Regions from separate parts of the Mus musculus genome. Here region 2 is linked to region 1. Evidence: chromatin loops called from intact Hi-C (ENCODE). Cell type or tissue: left cerebral cortex. All regions are shown on one strand.

Region 1 (8,000 bases):
GCATAAGGAGTTTCTCTGACAACAGCTGAGAGCAGTACTAGCCCATGGCTATAAACATGAGTATTTAGAGAATAGTTTGGCATTGTGACTGTGATGGTTTGTATATGCTTGGCCTAGGGAGTAGCACTATTTGGAGGTGTGGCCTTCTTGGAGTAGGTGTGGCCTTGTTGGAAGGAGTGTGTCACTGTGGATGTGGGCTTTAAGACCCTCATCCCAGCTGCCTGGAAGCCAGTCTTCTCCTAGCTGCCTTCAGAACAAGAGGTGAGATGCTCATATAAGACTTGCCTCAGTCATGGTGTCTCTTCACAGCAGGAAAACCGTAACTAAGACAATGACCACTGAGCTAAGTAACAGTAGTAGGTTCCCTTTTAGAACCTCTGACCTCCCTGTCATGGTCTTCTCATAGGTTCACAGAACCAGGCTTGACTAAACCTTTAAGATTATTTCCAGACTTTCCTACATACACCGAGGGACAAGTCAGTTGGTAAAGGAGTCAGGAGATTCAAAGTTACTCACTCACTCAAAGGTAGACTAGGGAAGTCTGTCTCAGGACATAGTCCCGTGTTTCATGGTATCTCACAGTGAGTACTGTGTAAAGGCATTCATATATGATTGGAAGTGTACCTCATATCATCCTGGATAGTGATAATTCAATATTTTTTTGGGGGGGAGCAGGGTTTCACTGTGTAGTCCTGGCTGGCCTCAACCTTATAGGGATCTGTCTGTCTTTGCTTTCTGTGTTCTGGTGCCACTAGGCAGACTGAGTGTTCACACCCTGTGCTTTATAAGTAGCAGAGCGGCTGGTCACAAGCAGCTGAATGAACATGTATAGTTTTGTATGGCAACAGGCTATTGTCCAGAGATACGGGGTGTGCATGTTGGGGGCATGACTGAGGCCATATAATATGTTTCCCAACTTAAAGGCTCACATTTCCAGAGAGGATAAAAGTTAATGGAATGGAAGATGAGCCACAGCCCAGGGAGCACCCTCCTCTCCTAGTTTTAAGTTCTCTGTGTGGAAGGCACTGGGAGGCTTCTCCGTGATCCCGATCTCCTGTCAACTTCAAGACCAGTGGATGTCCCCTTAAGCCGTGGTGAAGCAATGGAAAAGTCCTTTCCAATTTTCATGTATGGGCACCTCACTGTGTGGGAAAACCCAGAGCTTTCCCAAGGTGAGAAATGAAAGGCAGGGTACAAAGCTATACTCTGTTCCTGCTCACCTAAACTGTTAGGGCTGGAAGAAGCCAGGGCATTCTCCTGGTCCACAGTTCCGAAACTCTGAAGCCAAGGCTTCTGGGAGCGGCTCTAGGACAACAGCATTTTAAACACCCTTTGTTCTAGAATTTTCTCCCGGGCATATACTATCAGAGAAGGGGAGATTAGAGTTTAAAGTATGAGAGATCTGCTGACCTGAAAACTAGGGAGTAGGCGCAGACTGCCTTGGCTGACACTGTGCTGTAGTGTGGTCTACAGGGACATTCTCCATCTCAATGCGATGGACATCCATCAGTGGGATCAAGACTCAGAGGCCTCCCTTCCCAGCTGGACCTTAGGAGTCAGAAATACACAACTACTAACATTCCTTACCCAACATGATAGCTGTGCCCATAGCTTAGCCCCAGAGGGCAAAGCATAGTTGTGACCACGGGGGGGGGGGGGGGACGACGACGACGACTACGACATCTAAGTCAACAATGCTGACTGGACATAGGTTAGTTCTTCCTAGAATGGATTGATGAAGACCTCCAAAGCCACCAGAGGTGGATTCACTTGCACTCATTCCCAGCAGGGTAACAGAGGATAGACCCACATCCTTCTATTTGGGAGAACTGTACACAGGTGAGTGAGGGGTGAGTGGGTTAAATCTTGAGACTACGTTAAAGTAGAGGGCAAAGGCTGTTTATCTACCAACATGAATATTTCCAGTGAAGACGCGAACTTGGAAAGAATTTGAACTCAGAAAGAGGATCTGGTCTGGGGAGAGTACCAGGACCCTCTAGCAAGCAGTTCCAGCCCTGACTGCCACTGAATTGAGACACAGTTGCCTAGTCTCCTGCCCTCTGTGCTGGCTGAAGAATGTGATTCCTTAGCTCCTCGGGGAGGAGAGCACTGCGGGCTGTTTCTTGATTAACCCTTGGCCATCCACAGTCTTGCTCCGCATGGACTTTCTCCCTTACCCAAATGTGCCTGTTTGGTTTGGGCATCTTTCATCAGCCTAGGAAGGACAGGCATGTTGACCGCCTGCTGCAGCTGCTTCCCGCAGTAGAGTCACAGCATCAGCGTGTGTATGATTGCTTTAAGAAGGGATCCCCGCATCTTTGCAAGTTCCGGAGCTTTTACTCGGAAAGGAGAAATTGGGTCTATTGAGTGGAAAGCAAGACTCCCCAGAGCTTTATAAACCAGCCGCCTGGGCCAGCGGCATCTCCCACTGTGTTGGGCTTTGCAACTAGGAGTGGCGACCCATTTGCCACCCAGTACCGCAACACACTGCATCCTCTGCTGCCCCTCCACCCACTATGAAGAACACAGAATGAGGTGATCCAGAGAACTTCTCCGGCTGCTTGTGCGGTCTCCTCTCTACTCTAGATCCCACCCCTAGCTCTCTGAATGTAAGGGGAGTATTTGGAACACTCAAGCAATTCCCAGGAAGTGAGTAGTGGGTGTGTGTGGTCAGGGGTGGGGGAGGCTAGAGGACGACTTAGTTATTCTTTCTTGCCTGGCTTCTGCCTTATGCGGGAGGGGGTGACACACCTTTGGTTTTTGACCTCTGAATTAGCATGTGTATCTTGAGTTGGTATCCACCCACCCAGTACTGCTGGTATTTTTAGTGCTTTGGCTTTCTAATCCACAAACGCGTCTGTGTGTGTGTGTGTGTGTGTGTGTGTGTGTGTGTGTAAGTTTGTGCACATATGTGTTGTCTGCAGAGCTGAGACTTGAGTAGGGTCTTAAAAACATCGTTTAAAAACGTCAACTGTCCTTGGGAGCTAATACCCACATGATCAGTGCTCTTCTCCGCAGTGAGCCCCTTTCCCGTTCTACCTTCGGTCACCTGGAACACAGCCACAAACACCACCTTCTCTTAGTCTTTGCAAAAGCCCAGACTCCCCGGGAATTTAAAAGAGCTCCCTAAATTCAGCCTGCCCATCCGAGCAGCTGGGAAGCAGCTAAGATTAAAACCGTGGAGCGAAGGGCTGCTGGTCTGTTGCGTTGTTCCTTGGAACTAGGAAAAGAAGTAGAAAAAAGTCTTCACAACTGCATCAATTTGCAAGTATTATGAAGAGTCCTTTTTTTTTTTTTTAAACAAACCGACTCACTCTAATTACAGCGTCCAACTCCGACTCCACCCACCCCGCACTTCTAACTACTCTCTCCCTTTTGCTTTTGCCTCCTTCGAAAGTACTTGCTTAGTTTTTGGTTTTGCTTTTTAAGGGGTGTTGACCTGGGTCTAGTTCTAGTAAACCGATCCTTCTGGCCGGCGCGGCGATTGGTTAACTGCGCGGCTGACTGACGCGGTGTGGAGAGCGGCTCCCGGCAGCGCGGAGCTGATTGGCTGCGCGCGGGGAGATCCAGGGCTCGGCCACCCGCACACCGCGCATTCGAGCTGCAGCGTCGCAAGTAGGTGCAGCAGCCCGCAGCCCGCCGCGCCTCTGCGAGCCGGGACAGCACTCGGCCCCGCGCGCTCCCCGCCCCGCGCCAGCCCCGCCGCGGCGACCTGCTGCAGCGGAGGACCCCATCGATCGGAGACCCGGGGAGCAGCGCGCAGCCGCCGAGCCGGACGGGGCCCGGCACTGCGCCTTTGTCCCCGGAGGCTCCGGGAAGTTTGCAGCGGGACGCGCGCGTGAAGGCAGCGTGGGCAGCCCCGACGTCGCCGAGCAACATGGGCGTCGGGCGCAGCGCGCGGGGTCGCGGCGGGGCCGCCTCGGGAGTGCTGCTGGCGTTGGCCGCCGCTCTGCTGGCCGCGGGTTCGGCCAGCGAGTACGACTACGTGAGCTTCCAGTCCGACATCGGCTCGTATCAGAGCGGGCGCTTCTACACCAAGCCCCCGCAGTGCGTGGACATCCCGGTGGACCTGAGGCTGTGCCACAACGTGGGCTACAAGAAGATGGTGCTGCCCAACCTGCTGGAGCACGAGACCATGGCAGAGGTGAAGCAGCAGGCCAGCAGCTGGGTGCCGCTGCTCAACAAGAACTGCCACATGGGCACCCAGGTCTTCCTCTGTTCGCTCTTCGCGCCCGTCTGTCTGGACCGGCCCATCTACCCGTGTCGCTGGCTCTGCGAGGCCGTGCGCGACTCGTGCGAGCCGGTCATGCAGTTCTTCGGCTTCTACTGGCCCGAGATGCTCAAATGTGACAAGTTCCCCGAGGGCGACGTCTGCATCGCCATGACCCCGCCCAATACCACGGAAGCCTCTAAGCCCCAAGGTAAGGGTATGCCTTCCCACGCCCGCGAACCCCCGCGCCCATCCGCACTGGCCCAGGGCTGTAGAGGGGGAAAGCTCAGGAGCCGCGCACCGCAACCCGCAAGGTGTGCAGACCCGATCCCTAAAGCTTCTGGGAGGCCCAGGCATCGCTTGGCGCTTCTCCCGCTCCAGGTACTCCCTGATGGCTGGTGAGCCTCGGCCGTGGGGGGGGGGGGGTTGGGGGGGGCGAGGGGAGACCTGGAGCTGCTCTTCCTAAGCTCCAGTCTGGCGTTTTCCATACCTGAAAGAAAGCAAAGCTTAGGTTTTAAATAAAAGGACGTCTATCTCTTCAGAGAGAGTGCGGTGTCCTGTTCCAAAACTGTTAACATCCGAGACAGACACTGCTCCCTTGGAAAACCACTCGCTCAAACTACAACAACAAACAAACAACCCCAAACGTAAGACGGAGGGATTTATTTTCATAAGTTTGTAATTTTTTTCTCTAAAAACAAAACCATCAACAAGAAATCCTCTTTGCTCAGCTTATCTTCCAGTCGTGTTGCAGATCTGGAAGAGGAAAGAAGTTTAGAAAGCGCAACTTCTCTTTCTTCCCCTCTAAATTCAGGCAGCAACCTTGAGTTTAGCAAACCAAGGGGGATGCAAAAACCTCTGGTGCCCCAGCCTTGCTTACCCCCTGCTTCTCTCCTTCACACAAATCCTTGGGTAATTAGAAAGATAAAAATGTAATTAGCTCATTGTTTATCTCCTCCTGGAAGGGTGAGGACCTGCAAATTGGGTGCTGCAAATACTGAACCCTGGGGGGCCCGAATTTCTCTTGGGAACCCTGTATTTAAAGGGAAATTTTCATGTGAGAGGGAAAAAGAAAATCTGGAGACTCAAACAAAATCAAACTAGAAACACACACAGAACTCATAGCTGCACCACAGCATGCTGGTGGTATGAATCCTGACTGTGTTCATTCCTGTGAGGCGAGCCTTAGGAGTATATAACATATATTCTTGTCCAGTGGCCCTTGTCACAGAAGTGGGCACCTCCTGGCCATTTCTGAAGGGGAGACTTTACTTATCTTCGAGTGTTGAGTGTCTTGGCTTTCTGAAGCAGGGTCTTAGTCTCTTGGTGTTCAGCCCAGGCTGGTCTTGAACACAAATTCCTCCTGTTTCAGGCTCCTCAGTTCTAGGGTTACAGGAGTGCACGCACTGCCAAGTGCCTCTTGTTGGTGCCTCATTTTGCTGCCCCAGAGTGAGGACTGGGGTAGGCATGAGGAAAGTCTGAAGGCTCCTATTCATTCTAGGGAGGAAGGTAGGTCCAAAGTGATTGCCCTTGTCTGGCGTGGGCCCCAGCCTGTAAGGTAAATGGTAGCCCGGGGCACCTCTGTCCTCAGGGCTGGTATGTGTAGCCATTTGGGATGGCTCACTGGGGGCTGAGCATTTCCCTAGGCCAGCACTGTGCTTTCAATCCCCATTGAGCTGTCCTCCCCTCCTACCTCCTCAGCCCCCTGCAGACCTCAGCTTCCTTTCTAGCTCCTGCCTTCCCAGAGAGCCTGTGGCCAACTTTGCTTGAATTCTGTCCATTCCCCATGGCCACTGATTGATTACCCTTTGCTGGGGCCATTGGTGGGCTTAAAGTGGATGGATGCCTTGTGAGAAACAGTTTTGTGTAAAGGGTCTGATGTTTGCGGGCAAGAGGACCAGATTGCGTGTGTGTGTGTGTGTGTGTGTGTGTGTGTGTGTGTGTGTGTGGTGCTGTTTCTGAGGGAGTGGCCACACAAACAAGTGCCTCCAAGAGATGGGCAGGGCAAGGGTACACTCACCCTCTACTCATTTATGGATGCCTCTGTGTGGTTCCATGTATCTGTCTCCTCCTTGTCCCGTGCTCAGATGGAGGAATTCTTTGTTGAATCAAGGTGTGTGTGTGTGTGTGTGTGTGTGTGTGTGTGTGTGTGTGTGTTATCTGGCAGGCTTTCTCTGGGTAGGCTGGCTTTCTCTTAAGTGATTTTGATTTCCAGAGAGACATCACTAGGAAGGTGTCCTGCACGATGGATACGCACTTTTGCCCCTCAGGACTGTCTGTCAGTTGAGTGTAAGCTGTTTAGGGAAAAGGTTAAGACAGATTACACTACTGGTCCTCAAAACCTTAGGCTGGTGGCTCTGGAACAAGCAAGCCCTGGGACTTTGGGATGATAGTAAGTTCCACACAGGTGCCTTGTTCCGTTCCTCGTCTATCCTGTATCCCTAATACGGAGATCTAAAATTTCAACATAGCACTACATCTTCGAGTAAGCTTGGACACAGGTTTTGGGAAGATAGGCAAGCTCCTTGTTATTAAAGGTAAGTCCAATCCTGAGTAATGAGCCAAAGACTTTTTTTCCTCCCTCTCTTTCAAACAGTGGCTGCTCCCGGTACCCTAGCTTCTGTCAGGAAAAGCAATTATGCCGTCCGTCCGTCCGAGGAAACTGACTTTTAAGTCTTGGACATACATTGCATTCATTTAATAAATGGTCGCTCTCCTTCCCTGCCGGGTTTCACTGAGTTGGAAGAGCGAGCCTGTCTTGTTCGGTCCTGTTGTTTAGACACGCTGTGCATTAAATCAGCCAGGTTAAGTCACAGACTGGAGAGGCCAGGGGCCCTCATTTCTCCCTCACTCTGTTATGGTGCTTCCTCCTCTCTCCTTAGTGAGCCAGGGAAAATCAATCCCCCTGCCTCCCCTCACCCCTCTCCCAGCTCCTCTCCCCCACTCTCTCCCTATACACATTGATTTTTCACAAAGCAATCTTAGTCCTGGCTTCAGCGTTGGCCTTTCCCCTTCCCCTTCCTCATAACCAATAAGGAAACACAAAACCTTTAAGTCTTGCATTCGTTGGCTTCACACTTTACCGTCTTGATTCGGTTTACCTGTCCAATGGAAGTCTCAGTTGGTTGCTTCTGTGAGGCAGCCATGCAGGGCCCCAGACACACACAAGGGGCAGAGATTAATATTGCATTACACACTCTCCTCTCTCTAGCGAGAGCTGCTCAACTCTTGGCTGGAAGTACTGAGAGGACGGAAAGCCATGTTGAGAATACACGGTGATCCACCCATCACCCTGCACCCCCTGGCCCCCAGAAGCCCCTGAGAGTGCTTGCAGGCTGGGCTCAATCCACAGGCTGAAACCTCCTGTCCTGTTGGAGTGCAGAGCCTGGGAATGCCAGTAGCGTTTTGCGGTGTATGAAGGAGACCTAGAATGCCTTGTTCAATGTTTTATACCTTGAACGTTGCAATGTGATAACTTCTACTTGGAGAAGGAGAAGGAGAAGGAGAAAAGAAGAATAAGAAAGAAGAAAGAAGAAAGAAGAAAGAAGAAAGAAGAAAGAAGAAAGAAGAAACAGCAACCACAAAAAACAGAGAGGAAACCCAAACACAGAGTTTATTTTCCTATTATAGGTCACTTGGTTCTGTCTACAACTTCCCTTCCTTTTTCTTTCTTACTTTACATGGAAAGCAGATACCACGATGGAGATTTCTGGGAAAGAGGTTTGCTTGTTTGTTTGTTTGTTTTTATTCAGAAACGTTACTTCCAGAACCCAGTCACAAGCTCTGGTGT
Region 2 (8,000 bases), 74 kb after region 1:
TGGGAATTCTCATTCCCCACGAGCTGGATTCAGTTCTTCAGCTCGCACTGAGTTTGAGTGGTAACTCTCACCTGGTAGAACCAAGCCTTAGCAGGAAAGAGCAGAACTTATCCATTCTATCTGCTCTAGTGGTTTTCATATAGGCCTCGGAAGGCTCATTCTAAAACTGATGAGTCTACACACAAAATACCTACTATTAATCATTGTTTCCTGTAACTTATGCATTAAGCAATCCCACAAAGCCAAACATCGTTTCATTTCAGAGTTCCAGGCTAGAGGAGTTGGCCTTCCAGTACTAGCAGGCGTCTGTGGCCTTATTGTATGTGAAAGGTGCTAGGAAGGGGGGGTCATGGGCTTGGAGACCTCTGACCTTTATATGCCTTGGAGAATGGAATTTTAATTCTCTCTTTATAGCTTTCAACCAGATCATGTGGCAGTCAGTAATTCTTTCCACTTGAGAGGCCTGAGTCTTTTGTATCTAAGCCACAGACTTTCACAACTGAATGAAAATGATTCTTGAATTTCTTTGTGATTTACCAGTGGGATGAATGATAAGACCAAGGAGGCCAGTGACATAGTCAAGATTCTTGGAGACCAGATGGACTTAGGAAACTGAATGTCTGAGAATCTGCCCGCAATTCTTGCCAGCTCAACCCGTTGCTTTCTGCATGTTTCTATAAAAGTTGGCACATTTGGCTCTATCTCCCATCAGAACCGGCTCTGCCCTGCGTATGCCTGTAAGTGCTTTCTTAGGCAGCCTGAGACCTGCGTCTCTGTCCTTTGCCTTTCAGGGCTAGTTAGTACTCTCAGCATAATGATCTCACTATTCGGGGCAAAGTGTCATAAGTGACCTCAAGTCAACCCACTGGCCATCCAACCATACAAGATTTACCACAAAAGTTTGCGTGAGACATAAAAAAAAAAGAAAAAAGAAAGAAAAGTACTTAAACATCCAGATAGGAGACTCTCCAGAATGGAAGGAATTCAGCGTGAAAGACTGCAACTCCCTCAGTGGGAGGGGCTCCGAGGAGAGGGCAACAGAGTTATAGAGGTTGTACAATAGCCAAGTTCAGAAATGTTGACCTTTTAGAAAATGATGAGAGCTTGTCCTTGGGGCTGCGGATTGAAAGCTGACAAGCTTTGGGTTCCAAGAAATGAAAACCATGCTACAGATGACCCAGGCAGAATCAAATGTGTGGGCAAGAGGCAAACCGAAGGTTGCCGCTCTCGGGTAAGCTGTTCCTTGGGAGTCTGGTTAGCTTTGTTTCTATCTTTTCAAAAGTTTCATTTTATCCTATCTAGAGTGTGGTGTAGGGCAAGTGGGCCAGGCCACCAGACAGAAGAACTGGACTCTAGGAATCTTCGAGACTTGATATTGGCAAGAGTCTATATCCGTGTCTATACCTGCTCTGGAACATGTAACCAAGACACTCCACTGAGAGGACCATGGGCAGTCATTTAATGCATGAAGTCCATCCTTCCCCATGTAAATAGAGCATCACTAGCTTCTCAAATTGTGCCAATAGGAAACACCTACCCTAAATCCCACCCCACTCACCAATGTTTATATAGTCCCTGTCCGTATGAAATAAAGCACACAAGTTATTTCACTGAGGATCATCTGAGAGTGGCTATCTTTACTGAGCTTTAACACTTGGGGAAGAGTTCTTTCTCCCAAAGCATTCACCTCTGGATCTTGGACCCACCTGGCTGGCCAGGTGTGGTGGTTTTAATATGGTTGGTCCAGGGCGTGGCACTATTAGTAGGTGTGGCCTTGTTGGAGTAGGTGTGGCCTTGCTAGAGGAAGTGTGTCACTGTGGGGGAGGGCTTTGAGACCCTCCTCCTAGCCACATAGGAGTCAGTCTTCTCCTAGCAGTCTTTGGAACAAGAGGTAGAGCTCTCAGCATCTCCAGCGCCAGCCACAATGATAATGGACTGAACCTCTGAACCTGTAAGTCAGTCCCAATTAAATGATGTCCTTTATAAGAGTTGCCTTGGAGAGCTAGCGAGATGATTCAGCAGGTAAGAACACTGACTATTCTTCTGAAGGTCCTGAGTTCAAATCCCAGTAACCACATGGTGGCTCACAACCACCTGTAATGAGATCTTCTGGTGTGTCTAAAGACAGCTACAGTGTATGTATTTATAATAATAAATAAATCTTTGGACCAGAGCAAGCAGGGACCGGGCAAGCAGAGCCGACCAGAGTGAACAGAGGTCCTAAAATTCAATTCCCAACAACCACATGAAGGCTTACAACCATCTGTGCAGCTACAGTGTACTCATATACATAAAATAAATAAATATGTTTTGCAAATTGTATCTTGTATGAAACTCAAGAAGAACGAAGGCCAAAGTGTGGACACTTTGCCTCTTCTTAGAATTGGGAACAAAACACTGATGGAAGGAGTTACAGAGACAAAGTTTGGAGCTGAGATGAAATGATGGACCATCTAAAGACTGCCACACCCAGGGATCCATCCCATAATCAGCCTCCAAACACTAACACCATTGCATACACCAGCAAGATTTTGCTGAAAGGACCCTGATATAGCTGTCTCTTGTGAGGCTATGCCGGTGCCTGGCAAACACAGAAGTGGATGCTCACAGTCAGCTATTGGATGGAAAACAGGGCCCCCAATGGAGGAGCTAGAGAAAGTACCCAAGGAACTAAAGGGCTCTGCAACCCTATAGGTGAAACAACAATATGAATTAACCCAGTACCCCCGGAGCTCGTTTCTCTAGCTGCATATGTAGCAAAAGATGGCCTAGTTGGCCATCTTTGGGAAGAGAGGCCCTTGGTCTTGCAAACTTTATATGCCTCAGTACAGGGGAATGCCAGGGCTAAGAAGTGGGAGTGGGTGGGTAGGGGAGTGGGGGGGGGAGGGTATGGGGGACTTTTGGGATAGCATTTGAAGTGTAAATGAAGAAAATACCTAAATAAATAAATAAATAAATAAATAAATCTTTTAAAAAAAAAAGGAGTTGCCTTGGTCATGGTGTCTGTTCACAGCAGTAAAACCCTAACTAAGACACCAGACTCAAGTCACTGCTGCCACGATGCTGTCACTGCCTTGGTAGTTGACAAGAGATCAAGGACCCCTGGCTGCCTGCCCCTTGCAGGCTACCCAAGCATTCTTGCCTTTCTTCTGAGACTAGAATAGAACCCTATGGAATCTGTTCCTCCCTGACTCATTCTGGAAAACCTGTGGGAGTTGATTCTCTCTTTCTGCCATGGGAAGCAGGTATCCAATAGAGGTCATCCGGTTTACTTGGCAAACACTTTTGCCTACTTGGCCATCTCACACCTTCCCTGTCTCTGTATGATAAGCTTATGTGTCCTGTGCAGACTCTGGGAGTAGCCCCTACAGCAGCGAGCCTGGTCAATCTGGTTCAGGGGCAGAACTGCTCTAAGGTTGAGAACCCTGACTGGTCTCACCCTGCTTCTTGGCTCTCCTTAGCAAGAACCTTCTTGCTGTCACACATGAATGGTCTTGAGACTGTGGGGCTGTGGTATACTCTACATTTCTACTCAGGAACTGCCTAATAGAGTTCTCTGCCTCCATCCAGGACACAATCAAATCCACCCTGCCCCTGACATTTCTTATCCCAATATTCTCCACAAAATGGCCTACTCTGTCCTAATGTGCTGTTCATAGCAGCCTGGCGCAAGAGAGCAGACCGAGGCCACAGTCATTAGTGAAAAGTGACTTCATGGGTTCCGGGTGCCACACCCAACTAGGGGACTAGTTTTCTCTGAGAACTTAACGGGAAGCTCACGAGCAACAGGGCCTGTGTGTGTGTGTTGCACACGTAATAGTGGTTCCCAAACTCCCTGGCAAAGCACTGGCACCCAGTCAGTGCTTAATAAGAGTATAAATGAATGAATGCAGACTGTGACATGCTCATTTCCTTGTACTGCTGAAAATTGGAGCAAGCGAGTGAGCGAGGGAGAGAGAGGGAGAGAGAGAGAGAGGGAGGGAGAGAGAGAGAGGAGTGAAATGGCTTGCTTGCAGCCACACATCCAGGACAGAATGAGCCATTCTTCTAGTTATAAGCCCTATCACTTCCACTCCCTTTAAATTTCCTGTAAGGATAGGCCTGGAGCATTGGCTATATAGGAAGAATTAGCTTCCCAGTGAGTGGTTCTAAAGAGCCTAATAGGAAAGCTACTGCTGTTCTGGGGAAACAAAGAGCCTCTTCTTAGAATGTGGCCTGAAGGGAAGGAAGCTGGCTGGAGTGATGGAGCTACCTGGGCCTGGAGGATCTGGTGTCAGTTCAGCGGAGGAAGGGTAAGCTGCCTACCATTCTGAGATCCTAAGCCACAGGAGACATACCAGAACATACCGGAAGGTAAGCCCCTTCCGGGTACAGAAAAGGGATTGTGCACAGAGCATGTTCTCACAAACAACCATGCAGAAGTTCTGGTGCATCAGTCAGCTGGAGAACTGCCTGAGTCAGCAGTTTGCCTGTGTGAGCTCTGCAAAGCAGTCACGAGGGAGGAGATGCACTGACTAATAGAGACATGTTCTGGCAGATGGGCTGGCAGGCCTAGCCTAGGCTGGGTTTACTGCTAACAGGACATGTGTTTACATCACAGGTTCACATCTCAGCTGGCTCCACCCTTGCCATGAAGGGACATAGATTCCTCTTTAGTGGGAGCTCTGCAACTCTCTCGACTTATTCGTGAGATGTGGCTGATTATTCATGATATAAGTAACTAAAGAATGATGGAACTTTTGTTTCTTCTGTTGCAGTGGCTGGAGAGGAGGCGACTTATGCAGCAGAGTGATCACTACTGATCTTGGGGACACGCAGTCAGTCCTTGACTGGACAGAAAAATACCATGGACTTGGAGTCAAGGCAGAGAGGTTAAAATCCTTACCTTTCACTCACTTCAGACGGATCTCCGAGTCCTTCTTTGCTGTTGCCACAGGGTTGGGGGGAGGGTGCAGGGTCCAAACAAATAGCTTGACAAGCTGAAACATGTTTGAGCATAAAGATCATTAACCGGAGACTCTAAGGGTTGCTACCTAAAGGCTAGAGGAGAGCACGTATGAGTTTAGGGTATCAGTGCTTTGAGTAATATCAAGTTTGGTGCTGTGTTGGACTACATTGCACTATGCTCATTCTGTCAACAGCTTTCCCAAAGGATCACTCCTTCCATCTAGCGTATTATTTCTGGCACCTTCCTCTTCACACCCATTCCTGACTCTATGCCAAAATAGAGTATAGCCAGTTCCAGGCACATGGCTTCAAATAAGACACTGAATTCTTCCTGGACCCCGGGGATATTACTGAAGCTCTCTGTGTTTTGGGGTTTAAGCTAGATAAGAAAGTGCCCAAAAGCTAGAAGTATTAGTTACTTGTCTCTTGCTGTGACAAAATATCTGACAAGAGCAACTTCAGAGACTAAGGGTTTTATTTTGGCTCACAGTTTGAGGGCTCACAGTTTGAGAGCTGGCTCACAGTTTGAGGGTTCATAGTTTGAAGGTACAGACCATTCCACCAGGGAAGGTGTGGTGGCTGGAATACCAGGTCATGTTGTATCCATGATCAGAAAGCAGAGATGAATGTTGACGCCCTGTTAACTTTCTTCTTTGTATTTGGTCTGCGATCCCAGTTCATGCATGGCATTGACCATATTTAGAGTGAGTTTCCCCACTTCAGTTAAACCTCTCTGGACATATCCAGATGTGTGTGTCCTAGGTGATCAGAAATCCAGTCACATTGGCATTTATGATTAACCATGACATTGTATGAACACCATTCTTCATTATTGCGCTGGAAAACAGCTAATCTTCAAAACAAGCTGCTGTTGAGGATGTGGGCCCTTCTTTGAGTCGTGCTTTTGATGGCTTTCTCTATCTGTCTCCTAAAGGTTGGATCTGGAACATCTCCCTAAAGCCCAGTGTTAAAGGCTTGCTCTCGTGCTCTGTGCTACTCGGAGGGGGTGAGAAGTTCAAAAGGTGAAGCCGGGGGGGGGGGGGTTTGTCCTTAAGTCATTGGGAGTCAGTCTCTGGCCCATTGCCCATATTTCAGATGCTCAGTGGTCACACACTGCCAGTGGCTACTGTTTGGAAGAGCACAGGTGCAGAGTGTGTGCATCCTTGCACTAAATTCTTTTAGACAGCACTCCATGGATCTGCCCCAAGTGTTTTTGTATATTTGAATGTGGAAGTGAATATGAAATTTATTTATTTTTCAATGCAGGGAAAAGACAACTCGATATTTAGTCCTTGGTATTCAGATCTGATCTTTCAATGGGTCTTTCAACAGATTTCCATATCTCGGCAACTGAGCTTGAATTGCCTATCTCAAAGATACCTACCATAGCAAGTAGAAAAGTTTGTTTGCATGAAGTTGGAGGGAAAGAATGTGTGATGTAGGAAAAGCAAAACACAAGCAGACCCCTTTCTAGCCTTCAGAATAGAGTCATAAGAGGAAAGGATGGGACTGGTAGGCAGCTGGCTTGTTAGATTATCCTTTCCAGACCGAGGCTTGTGTATTAGTTGCTTTTGTGGTGTCATGACAAAATACTTGGTAGACACAACTTCTAAAAAGATTTATTTTGGCTCATGGTCCCAGAGGGCAAGAGCCATTGTTTGTGGGACAGAACCTCATGACAACAATAACTGGCAGTGGAGGACAGCCATTCATGACTTAGCTGACAAGACAGCAAGAACTGGAGATAGAGGACATCTGTTTGCTGTATAGATGACCAGATGGCAAGAGCTAAAGATGAGGAATAACCATTCACTACATAGCTGATCAGAAAGCAGGGAAAAGCATTACAGGAAGAAGACAGGGATAGATTAAAACCCCCAGAAATCTACTTCCAGAGACTACTTCCTTCAAATGGGTCTACCTCTTACCTATGGCCACCTCTCAATAGTGCCATTCTTTGATTATGTCAGAGTTCTTATAGTCTAATTGTCCCTAGAAACACTCTCATCAACATGTTTGGAGATAGACTCACTAATCCTCTCAGTGATTGTGTCAAGTTGACAGTAACTGGAAGGTGAGCTCCATATTAAAAAAAAAAAAAAGCTTATCATACATCATGCTAGGGACAGCTACGTTTGTCTGTAGCACACAGTGTCCCCGGAAGGTCTTGGGGCTTTCCTTCTACCACTATGTGGGTAGATATTGGGCTGGTAGCTGGAGACTTACTGTGACATTCATCATAGCAAGAGGAGGTGACCAATCAGTGTCAGTGCTGAACTTCCTAGGTAGTAATAATCCAATGGGTTGGCAAGGATACAGTGTTGCTAAGAACAGCCAAGGTGCAGTCAACAAAGATAATCAGGACCACCTGGCGAGAGATCCATTCTTCACCCTACATGATGTTATGATGACAACCCAACCATCTTTCTAGTGCATAGAGATTATGTCCAGTTGGGAAAAGAAAGAAAATACCAAACCTAAGGCACTTGGATCTCATTGACCCAGGACCAGCAAGCCATTTTCCTCCTATAAACCCATAGGCTATTTTATACAAAAGTCAGGAGGGGTGGAAGTCTGAGAAACTGAGATTTTCATCTAAGCAAATCTATGTGTTCCCTTAAAAGAGTTGTTTACATGAGTGGATGAGAGTAAGTGTAGACAGTGTTGCATCACTATTGCTAAACAGAGTCTAAGGACTCAAGAAAGAAGAGATCACCATGGTTATAGGCCACCAGAGCACCTCATTTTCTGTGTCCATCTAGGGCAGTGGTTCTCAGCCTTCCTAATCCTGTGGCCCTTTAATACAGTTCTTGTGATAATCTCCAACCATAAAACTATTTCATTGCTACTTAATAACTAATTTTGTTACTGTTATTAATTGTACTGTAAATATCTGATATGTCAGCCTCCAAAGGGGTCACAGCCCACAGGTTGGAAACCACTGATGGGCAGTCTGATAGAAGTTCAATATATGGACTAGACATAAGAGCAAGGACTGACAATTGTGGCTGATCATGAACCAGGGACAAAGGAAGATCATGAAAAGAGGGACA

What was found. Peaks named below come from ENCODE experiments on the same cell type or tissue, not always from the same donor. Only the 100,000 strongest peaks of a DNase experiment are listed, where the experiment ranks them.
Region 2: it touches region 1 in a loop (2.0-fold over the local background); 3 of 42 quality-filtered maps call a loop at or near these places.

What each region holds. Positions count from the first base shown.
Region 1 is chr8:23,407,908-23,415,907 of GRCm38, forward strand. It overlaps Sfrp1 (secreted frizzled-related protein 1), which reads left to right and starts at 3,595. Exons shown (of 3, transcript NM_013834.3): 1 at 3,595-4,421. The coding sequence starts at 3,878. In left cerebral cortex, no CTCF peak of the experiment used is centred here; DNase peaks (open chromatin) are centred at 3,526 and 4,215; H3K4me3 peaks cover 1,559 bases.
Region 2 is chr8:23,481,765-23,489,764 of GRCm38, forward strand. No RefSeq gene overlaps it. Among named protein-coding and RNA genes, the nearest start is that of 4930413E20Rik, 49 kb to the right of the region's middle. In left cerebral cortex, no CTCF peak of the experiment used is centred here; a DNase peak (open chromatin) is centred at 4,489.